Linked DNA regions of Homo sapiens: region 2 is linked to region 1. A link is an interaction called in ENCODE POLR2A ChIA-PET data of the cell type or tissue named here. Cell type or tissue: Panc1. All regions are shown on one strand. Each heading gives the region's core, and the rest is flanking DNA. Links, peaks and the distances in the headings are about the cores only. Region 1 has its middle 25 kb from the start of LINC02800. Region 2 has its middle 40 kb from the start of GRHL3.

Region 1 (5,382 bases), core at 94-5,093:
TGTTTATAGCATGTTTGACTAAATATTTTAAGCCCATTGCTGAGACCTATTGCTCAGGAAAAAAAAAAAAAGATTCCTTTCAAAATATTACTGCTCATTGACAGTGCACCTGGTCACCGAAGAGCTCTGATGGAGAGATACCAGATTAATGTTGTTTACCTGCCTGCTAACACAACATCCATTCTATAGCTCATTGGTCAAGGAGTAATTTTGACTTTCTTTTTCTTTTTCTTTTCAGACAGAGTCTTGCTCTGTTGCCCAGGCTGGAGTGCAGTGCCGTGATCTCGGCTCACTTCAACCTCCGCCACCCAGGTTCAAGTGATTCTCCCGACTCAGCCTCCCACGTAGCTGGTATTACGGTGCCCACCACCATGCCCAGCTAATTTTTGTATTTTTAGTAAAGACAGGGTTTCAGCATCTTGGCCAGGCTGGTCTTGAACTCCTGACCTCGTGATCCACCTGTCTCAGCCTCCCAGAGTGCTGAGATTACTGGCCTGAGCCACCGTGCCCGGCCTTAATTTTGACTTTCAAGTCTTGTTATTTAAGGAATATATTTTGTAAGGCTACAGCTGTCATACATAGTGATTCCTCTCATGGACCTGGGCAAAGTAAATTGAAAACCTATTGGAAAGGAGTCATCATTTTAGATGCTATTAAGAGCATTTGTGATTCATGGGAGGAGGTCAAAATATCAACATTAACAGGTGTTTTGAAGAAATTGATTCCGATCCTTATGGATAACCTTGAGGAGTTCAAGACTTCAGTAGAGGAAGTCACTGCCGGTGTGGTCGAAACAGCAAGAGAACTAGAATTAGAAGTGGAGTCTGAAGATGTGACTGAGTTGCCGCCATCTCATAATGAAACTTGAATCGATGAGAAGTTGCTTCTTAAAAATGGGCAAAGAAAGTGGTTTCTTGAGATGGAACCTATTCCTGGTGTGAATACTGTGAACATGGTTGACATTGACAGCACAGGATTTAGAATATTCCATAAACTTGGTTGATAAAGCAGCAGCAGGGTTTAAGAAGATCGACTCCAATTTTGAAAGAAGTTCTACCGTGGATAAAATGGTAAACAGCACCGCATGCTATAGAGAAATATTTTATGATAGGAAGAGTCCATTGATGTAGCAAACTTTACTGTTGTCTTTTTTTAAGAAATTGTCACAGTCACCCCAGCCTTCAGCAACCACCACCCTGATCTGTCAGCAGCCACCAACATCAAGGCAAGACCCTCCACCAGCAAAACGATGATGACTCACTAAAAACTCAGATGATTGTTAACATTTTTTAGCCATAAAGTATTATTTAATTGAGATGGGTACATTGTTTTTTAGACATAATGCTATTACACACTTAATAGACTGCAGTATAGTGTGCACATCACTGGGAGGCCAAAAAGTTGGTGTGACTCAAGTGTATTGTGATATTCACTTCATTGCAGTGTCTCCGAGGTATGCCTGTACTTTAAATCATCTCTAGATTACTTATAATACCTTAACAATATGAATGTCGTGTAATTAGTTGCCATCGTGTATTGTTTAGGGAATAATCACAAGGAAAAAAGTCTGTACATGTTCAGTACGGATGCACCACCCATCTTTTTTCTGAATATTTTCGGCCCATAGTCTGTTGAACCCACAGATACGGCACCCAGGGATATAGAAGACTGACTTTATGTTTGTTAACAGGCAAGCACACAAACAATGAAAAAGTAGAGGCGAGTTATGCAAAATTCTATTCCCCAGGAAAAACCACTGGTAATAGTGTATGGTGGCCAGGCATGTGGCTCATGCCTGTAATCCCAGCATTTTGGGAGGCCGAGGTGGGTGGACACTTGAGGCCAGGCATTTGAGGCCTCTATTAAAAATACAAAAATTAGCCAGGTGTGGTGGCACAGACCTGTAATCCCAGCTACTCAGGAGGCTGAGGTATGAGAATCACTTGAACTGGGAGGCAGAGGTTGCTGTGAGCCGAGATGGCGCCACTGCACTCCAGCCTGGGTGACAGAGTGAGACCCCGTCTTAAAAAAAAAAAAGCTTTCCCAGTAGGCTGTTACATGTGTGTGAAGCCATCCTTATAGATAATGGTGAAATTGTTTCGAGTGCTTCCCCGATCCCTCTAGGTCAAGATCTGAACCAGCTGCTCACCCTGGGGAGGGTGGCTTCTGTAGGAATCTTCTGGCCAAAGCCCTCCGCCTCCACAGTTGTTAACAGAGTGGGGACAGCTCCAAGTCCTGTCCTTCGAGATTCCGCCTCTTTTGGGGGCTTCTCACTGATCCCTGCTGTCTTGGGGAGGGGCGCACAGAGCTCCCTTTGGTGGTCTGCTTAAAGCACAGCCTCGGAGCTCTTGCCTTCATTCCCCATAGTGCAGCTGAGCTCCTTTAAACAAGAGGTTGGCCAGGAACGGGGGCTCACACCAGTAATCCCAACCCTTTGGGAGGCTAATGTGGGAGGATCGCTTGAGCCCAGGAGTTTAAGACCAGCCTGGGCAACATAGCGAGACTCTGTCTCTACAAAAAATACAAAAAATATAGCCGGTGTGGTGGCGCGCATCTGTAGTCTTGGCTACTGGGAGGCTGAGGTGAGAGGCTCGCTCGAGCCCAGGAGATCGAGGTTGCAGTGAGCTATAATCACACCACTGTACTCCAGCCTGACTGACAGAGTTGTCTCAAAAAAATAAAAATTTTTATTATAATAAACAAGAAGTCACTAAGTCCCTGGGTGGGGGAAGGGAGATAGGAGGGAAATAAACACAGACGGCAGCACAAGACAAAGTTACCTGTGTCACCTGCCACACCCCTCAGCCTTGGTTCAGCAGCCTCAGGTTCAGCAGCCTCAGCAAGCACTCAGCTCCCTGTCTACCTCCGTGTGCAGGAGGCCACTCTCCATCCCTCAGAACATCCCCCACCAGAACACCCAAGCTCCGCCAGGCCCAGATCACAGTGAGTGAGGCCCAGAAGGATGCAGAGGCCCCTTCCTCTGCCAAAGCCCTGCCTTCCTGACTCAGGACCTGCCAGAGGATCAACTCCCTCTAGCCCCAAGGCGGGGATGGAAACAGCCTGCCATACTCCTCCTCTCGTACCCAGGCCAGATGGCCCTGCTCATCACTGAGCCCACTTACAGCCTGGGAATCCTCAACACAGGCCCCGCTGAATTCACTGGGGTCCTTGGGTTCCATTAACCCTAACTGTCCTCCTTGACTTACGGCCTCAGTAGGACAACCAGCTCAGATGGTAGTCCCATAAACCCAGATAGGAGAGGTATTATTTTTTCCCAAAATTCACCCTTTAAAGACACCAGTTGCCTAACAAAAATGGGATACCAAGGCCCCAGATATGGCCCTTCATTGCTGCTTCCACATTGTGAGAAGGAAACCTCTATGGAAATGCAGGAGAGGAGAGAGTCAGGGAGACCAAGGATATAGTTCAGGGGAATTTGTCCCCAAGTGTAAAGGTCATCCCCAATGAGCCTACGTCAGCCACTGATGGCTTCAGAACAGCCACTTATGACTTCTGTTCTGGGAGATGATCCCATTGGAGCCTCCCGGCAATCTCTGTGGAGTAACTTATGCACAACCTCCAGGGCTTCAGAGCTTGTGCTCTGTCTGGCACCTGTGGACCTGGGTATAAATCCCAGCTCAGCCACTTGCAAGCTGTGTGACCTTGGACAACTCTCACCCTCTCTGAGCCTCAGTTCCCACATTTATAACATTTTCTCAGCTGGGGCCAATTCTGTGCCAGGGGCATCTGGCAATTTTGGTTGTCATGACTGGAAGGTGGAGAATCCTACTGGCATCTGGTGGGCAGAGGTCAGGGATGCTGCTGAATTTCCTACAACACAAGGGACAGCCCCTCAAACAAGTCAACAGTGCCAAGGATTAGAAGCCATGCTCTGTATTAAGAGGATAACAGTACCCATCTCATAGGTTGATTGTAAGATTAAGTGAGAACATGTACCTAAAACATCTGGAATATATGAAGCCCTCAATAAATGAGAAATATTGCCATAGTAGAAACCCCACCAGAACATTAAAAGTGGGGCCCACAAATTCCAATTGTTTCAAATGCAATCTTGCATTAGCTTATGTACAGCCACCTGCGTAGCTAGCTGGTCTTGACTTCTAGGGACCTGGAGCCAAATTGCCAATAGCAGTTTACCAGATTTACATTATCGTGGGGTTTTCTTGAATTTTTGTTATTCCTATTTTATGGCTATGAAGCCCAACTTCCTGGTGGAATTGGTTTGTTTTTTTGTTTGTTTGTTTTGTCTTTTTGGTTGTTTTTGTTGTTGTTTTGAGACAATGTCATGCTCTGTCGCCCAGACTGGAGTACAGTGGTGCAATCATGGCTCACTGCATCCTTGACCTCCTGAGCTCAAACCATCCTCTCACCTCAGCCTCCCGAGTAGCTGCGACTACAGGCGATGCTACCACACCTGGCTAATTTTTGTATATTTTGTGGAGACAGGGTTTTGCCATGTTGCTCAGGCTGGTCTCGAACTCCTGAGCTCGAGCAGTCCTCCCACCTCAGCCTCTCAAAGTGCTGGGATTTCAGGCGTGAGCAACCGTGCCCAACCTGGAATTGTTTCTGTACAAGTACTTCTCCATCTCCCAGGATTTCTTCCTCTCCAACTTGCTTCTTCTAGTCTAAGGTGGGCTTGAAAACCTTAATGAAAGTTGTTTGTAAGCCAAGAGTAACTAGGTTACAAATGAGAGTCAGAGGGTATTTCTAGGAAAGAAGTCATAGGTATTGGCACATGAACTTTATACTTTCGTGTGTTCAGAGGTCTTTTCTGCTTGCTTCCTGGTTCACAGATGAGGCTTCCTGATACTGGGTCTGAAGACTTGAGGTATTATCACCACCTGAATAAATTCTATCTACTTTGGAATGCAGTGTATGATTTTTGTGTGTGTGTGCCTGAAAACTTCCTTAAGTTGGACTTAGAAGAATTTTTTTCAGCAAATATGTATTAGGTGACTACTCTGTTCCAGGCATAGTGAGTGCAGAGAGCCAGCCAAACCAGCATGGGATTCAGACCCGCGTATACAGCTCAGCGCGGTCAACAGTTATTCTTGTTCATTCATTCATTCACTCATTCATTCATTCATAAGAAAAGTTTAGTAAGCACCAATGTGCGCTAAGCACTGTTCAAAGCACTTCACTTAATTAAATCCTCTATCTTAAAAATTACCAAGCAAGGTAGGTCTAATTATCCCCACCTGAATTAGATGAAAAGACTGAGGGTAGGAACGGCGAAATCGCTTATTCAAGATCACACCTCCAGGAAGGGGTAGAGCTGGGCCTCAGCTGTCAACCCTGCTCCTCCCTCTTCCCACTCCCTGCCACCCCCACCCCCACCACAAGGCTTCCGACTCCCCTAAG
Region 2 (5,382 bases), core at 96-5,095, 54 kb before region 1:
GGAACTGTATCCATCTGGAGAAAGAGGTGCTTTTTCATAAAAATGTGAATTAAAACCACAGTGAGCTGCTACTACATACCTACCAGAAACATTAAAAAGATGGACAATACCAGCCAGGTGTGGTAGCTCATGCCTGTAGTCCCAGCACTTTGGGAGGCTGAAGTGGGGTGGATCATTTGAGCTCAGAAGTTCGAGACCAGCCTGGGCAATATAGTGAAACCCCGTCTCTGCAAAAAATACAAAAATTTAGCCCAGCATGGCCACACATGCCTGTAGACCCAGCTACTTGGGAGGCTGAGGTGGGAGGATCACTTGAGCTTGGGAGGTGGAGGTTGCAGTGAGCTGAAATCGTGCCACTGCACTCCAGCCTGGGTGACAGAGCAAGACTCTGTCTCAAAAATAAAATAAAATAAAATAAAATTAGACCAAATGTTGATGAGGCTGTGGAGCAACTGGAACTCTCATTCATTGTTGGTGACAAAGTGATACATTGTTGGTGGTGCAATAAAATGGTACCACCACCTTGGAAAAAGATCTGTCATTTTTTTGTAAAATAAAACATACACCTACCCTGTGACCCAGTCGTTGTACTCCTAAGTATTTACTCAAAAGAAATGAAAACACAAATTCACAAAAAGCCTTGTAGAAGAGTGCACATAGCACCTTTCTCATAATAGCCCCAAATTGTCAACAGCCCGGGTGTCCATCAATAGGAAAATGGACAAACGAACCGCAGTATAGGCCTACAAAAGAATACTCCCCATTAATAAAAAGGAATGAATTAATGATATGCAGGAACAACATGGATGAATCTCAAAACACTACATTGAATGAAAAAAGCCTTACATGAGAGATTATATAAGGTATCATTCCATTTATATGAATTTTCAGGACAGGCAAAACCAATCTACTGTGGAAAAATATTGGTACAGTGGGTTGCCTAGTGTGCTGGAGGGGAGAGTATTGACTGGGAAGGGGCATGAGGGAACTTCCTGGAGTGAGGGGAATATTCTTTATTTTGAGAGGGTTTGGGATCACAGGTGTATGCATTTATGAAAACTCAATAAAAAGCACTTGTGCATTTCATCATATATAAATTTTACATCAAAAGGATAAAAGTTGTGAGCAAATATATGTGCATGCTGAAGTAGTTAAGGAAATTGTATTGATGTCTGCAATTTACTTTAAAATTTATAATGAAGTCGAAGCATTAATGAATGTCTAGAGGGATGGCTTTATGTGAAAGAAAAGCAAGTACAGTACAACATTCATAGAATTTAAATGGTGAGTTTAAGGATATTCACTATAAAATGCTTTCAACTTTTGCTGTGATGTTTGAAAACTTTCATAATAAAACATTGAAAAACAGGCTTCCTGTACACAAACATAATTATGAAAGAAGCCAGGCACAAAAGGACACACGATGTGTGATTTCATTTAGCTAAAGGACAAAATGAACTGATGAGATTAGAAGTCAGGATAATGGTCAGGACAGGGGAGTGAGGGGGTGTGTGTTACTGGGAAAGTTCTGCTTTTGCACCTAGGTATGGATGGCGGTGTTCAGATTGTGAAAATTCATGATTGGTGCACTTTTCTATAATGTATATTACACTTTTCTGTACATATGTGTATTGTACTTAATAAAACTGGGTTTTAAAAGACTTGTCATGTTACCAACTCCTGCTTCAATCAATATTTGGTAATAATTCACCATCTGTCTTACTCACAGAGAAATGTGGGTTCAAATTCTGGTTCTGCCACTTAGCAGCTGTGGGATCACACAAGTAACCTCCATGGGTCTCAGTTTTCTCCTCTGTTAGGAGGAATAATGACATCTCTCTCAGGGGAGGTGATGTTGAGATGGAAGGAGACCATACACACTCATTGCTTGACCCTGTGCCTGCCACATGGTATTAGGTTGGTGCAAAAGTTGACGAGTTTTTGCCATTAAAAGTAATGGCAAGAACCGCAATTACTTTTGCACCAACTTAATAACTGCTTTCAACGAGATTAAACGGTGGTGATTAATCAGTACCCTCAGGCTTCCCCTGTTTTCACCACCACCAGGGATGTCAGGACTGGGCAGCAAGAAAGGCTTTTGGATTGGCTGAGGTCCTTTGGGCCACTTGCTTAACTTCAACTTCTCTGAGCCTCAGTTTCCTCATCTACAAAGTACAGATGATAATTCCTGCTGGGCGGGGTTGCCGTTAGCACCAGAAAAACTTTAGATCCATTAGCTTGAAGATGTCCAGGGTTTTCTAAGGACCTTCTTGTGTTTTTTGTGTTTTTTTTGTTTTTTTTTTTGTTTTGTTTTTTGAGACAAGGTCTCACTCTGTTGCCCAGACTGGAGTGCAGTGGCTCGATCTCAGCTCACTGCAACCTCCATCTTCCAGGCTCAAGTAATTCTCCTGCTTCAGCCTCCCAAGTACCTGGGATTATAGGCATGTGCCACTACTGCCCGGCTAATTTTTGTATGTTTTAGTGGAGACGGGGTTTCACTGTGTTGGCCAGGCTGGTCTTGAACTCCTGACCTCAAATGATCCACCTGCCTCAGCCTCCCAAAGTGCTGGGATTACAGGCATGAGCCACCGCGCCCAGCCCCTTCTTGAAGTTCCAAACCCCACTATGGGGTCAATGGATGTAGCTTGGACATCTTGGAATAGAGGCTCTGGGGTCCTCCCCAGGATACAGTGACAGCCCTTGTGGCACCTGCCCCTGGAGGCCAACACGGTAGCCTTGCTGGCACAGCCTAGCAATTGCTCCAGTTAGTAAATCAGGGATTGCACTTCAGTGAGTAACCTGCCACCCAGGAGCAGTTATCTGCTGCTGCCACCACACAAAGGAAGCTCTGTTCAGGCACAAAGCGACTGCTTGGGATGCTGGCAAGACCAGAGCTTCCCCTGGCCCTCAGGCCAGGACTTGGGACTGGGTGTCTGGCCCTGAAGGTGGGTATCAGCTTCCCAAAGGTGACTGCCAAGCTCAGAGGCATTAGGACGTGCTCATTTCTGAGCTTTGAGACAGCTTGTCTTCCACCCACCCACTCTGCCAGGACCCAGGCTCGCTTTCCTGGGGGCAGCTGGTCATTCTAGTGTGGTATGTGTGTCAGCCATGGACCAGATGGTCTATAAGCCAAGGATCCTCAAATGGAGACCCTTGACCCCAGCCCAGGACTCCTCAGCTGGAGAATCAGCCCACTCCTGCCCAAGAGGGACAGGTGCTTAGGACCAAGTGGGCAGCCAGTAAACATACATTAGAGAGAATAGTAGCTAAGGGCTTAATTGCCGGGCAGCATGCCAAAGCATTACACCCATTGTCACATTTGGACTGTTATTATCCCATTTCTCAGATGAGGAAAGTGAGGTTTAGAAAGATGATGTAACCTGCCCCGGAATCCATGGTTTTAGCCCAGCTTGGGTGACTTTGAAGGGCCCCCAATCTTTTTTTCTTTTTTTTTTTTTTGAGACAGTGTCTTATTCCCATTGCCCAGGCTGAAGTGCAGTGGCCTGATCACAGCTCACTGCTGCCTTGAACTCCTGGGCTCTATTGATTCCACTGTCTCAGCCTCCCAAATAGTTGGGACTACAGGCACGTGCCACCATGCCCAGCTAGTTTTTTTTTATTTTTGGTAGAGATGAGGTCTCATGATGTTGCCCAGGTTGGTCTCGAACTCCTGGATCCACCCTCCTCGGCCTCCCAAAGTGCTGGGATTACAAGCGTGAGCCACTATGCCTGGCCAAGCCTCCACTCTTGCCCACCTTGTTATACTAGCAGCAAGTGATGACAACAATGATAACTGACTTTTAAGCACGGATAGTACATGTGCTAAGCACTGTACATTCATTATTGGATTAAATCACTCGAACGACCCTACGAAGTAAATATGATTATTCCCCATTTTATGGAAGAGGAAACTGAATAAATGAATGGCTGGTGGGCTTCGCCTCTCAATAGCTAATTTTTATCACATACCTTCTCAACAGAATTGGGTATTAGGACAGACACATTCATACTGATGATAGCCTTTCATCTCCACAACCCCAATAAGACGTCAGTGTTAGTTCTTTCACTTTCTAGATGATATAACTGAGGCTTGGAACAGTTACATTTCCTGTTACACAGCTAAAAGCGCTAGAGCTGTGATTCAAACCCTAGGCAATCTGCCCCCAAAACACACATTCCTGCCATTCTAAACTACTGTGCCAAGCCTACAAGCCAGTTGCCTTTAGCCATGCTTAATTGAAGAATGATGCCATATGGAATATGCCTGGCTAGGCTGATTAAATTAATCGAATGTCAAAATATCTGGGTGGACAAGAAGACAAGTCAGTGTGAGTCGAAAGGAATGCGTAACTGCCCCAGGCCCCTGGTTTTTGGGGGGCAGTGTTGCTTAGTGGTAAGGAGCCCAGAGTGCCAGAGCCAGCCTGCGTGGGTTCAAATCTCAGCTTTACCATTGACTAGCTGTATGACCTTAGGCATGTTGCTTAACTTTTCTGTACCTAGTTTATTCATCTGTAAAATGGGTATGATGATGGCAATATGACAGTGCCCATCTCCTACGGTTAATAGGATAATTAAACCAGTTAATATATGTAAAGCACTTAGAACACAGCCTGGCATGCTGTCAGCATTATATAAGAGCCTGTGATTCCATCCACGAGTTGGGCAATGTATGCAAGCACTTAAGTTTTGTCACATGCAAAAATATCTTTGCTGAGTTGTGATTTGATGTTATACCCTAGTTTTTATAGAGGGTGGATGTGACAAATAGTTATTGAAGAATGTGTCAGTGTCACTGACGAAGCTGAGGACATTGTTCACCATGTTGCACAACGCCCTTTATCTCAACATTCCCATGCTCGCTCTGTTCCTCCCGGAGCTGAACATCAGGAAAGACCATGTCTCTCCAGACCAGCACGTGTGATGTCTGGGAGCAGCACAAGACCCCTTTGGCTGTCAGGAATTTGGAAATAAAATGAAAGGTGCTGTTCATTGGCTTAAGCTGAGGTCCTAGGACATTCTCCTTTTCCTGTTGTTTGTTTTCTTTATCAAAAACATTGTTTTAACTTTGATGTTTTTGAAATGGAAATTGTTTTATAGATTATTTCTGATTTTAAAACATATGTATCTTGATTGTAAAGAAAAATATTAATATTTTGATGTATCCCCTTATAGATGTTTGTATATACATTTGGGTATGTATAATGTACGTGTGTGTTATGTATATTATATGCATCTGTATGTGTAAACATGGATATGTGTGTGCATATGTTTTTGGAAACAAAATTTTAGAAAAGGGAAAATGGTGCCATACTGTTTTGAAACCTACCATTTGCTTTTAGCTTACTGCAGACATTTTAAGGAGTTACAATACCTCAGGGTATG

Evidence for each region. Peaks named below come from ENCODE experiments on the same cell type or tissue, not always from the same donor. Only the 100,000 strongest peaks of a DNase experiment are listed, where the experiment ranks them.
Region 2: POLR2A ChIA-PET joins it to region 1 with 5 read pairs; 4 of 35 experiments call an interaction of 5 or more read pairs at or near these places.

The regions. Positions count from the first base shown.
Region 1 is chr1:24,222,384-24,227,765 of GRCh38, reverse strand. No RefSeq gene overlaps it. Among named protein-coding and RNA genes, the nearest start is that of LINC02800, 25 kb to the right of the region's middle. RefSeq lists an enhancer at 763-982. In Panc1, for the core only: no CTCF peak of the experiment used is centred there; no DNase peak of the experiment used is centred there.
Region 2 is chr1:24,276,384-24,281,765 of GRCh38, reverse strand. No RefSeq gene overlaps it. Among named protein-coding and RNA genes, the nearest start is that of GRHL3, 40 kb to the left of the region's middle. RefSeq lists an enhancer at 2,814-3,315. In Panc1, for the core only: no CTCF peak of the experiment used is centred there; no DNase peak of the experiment used is centred there; H3K27ac peaks cover 1,325 bases.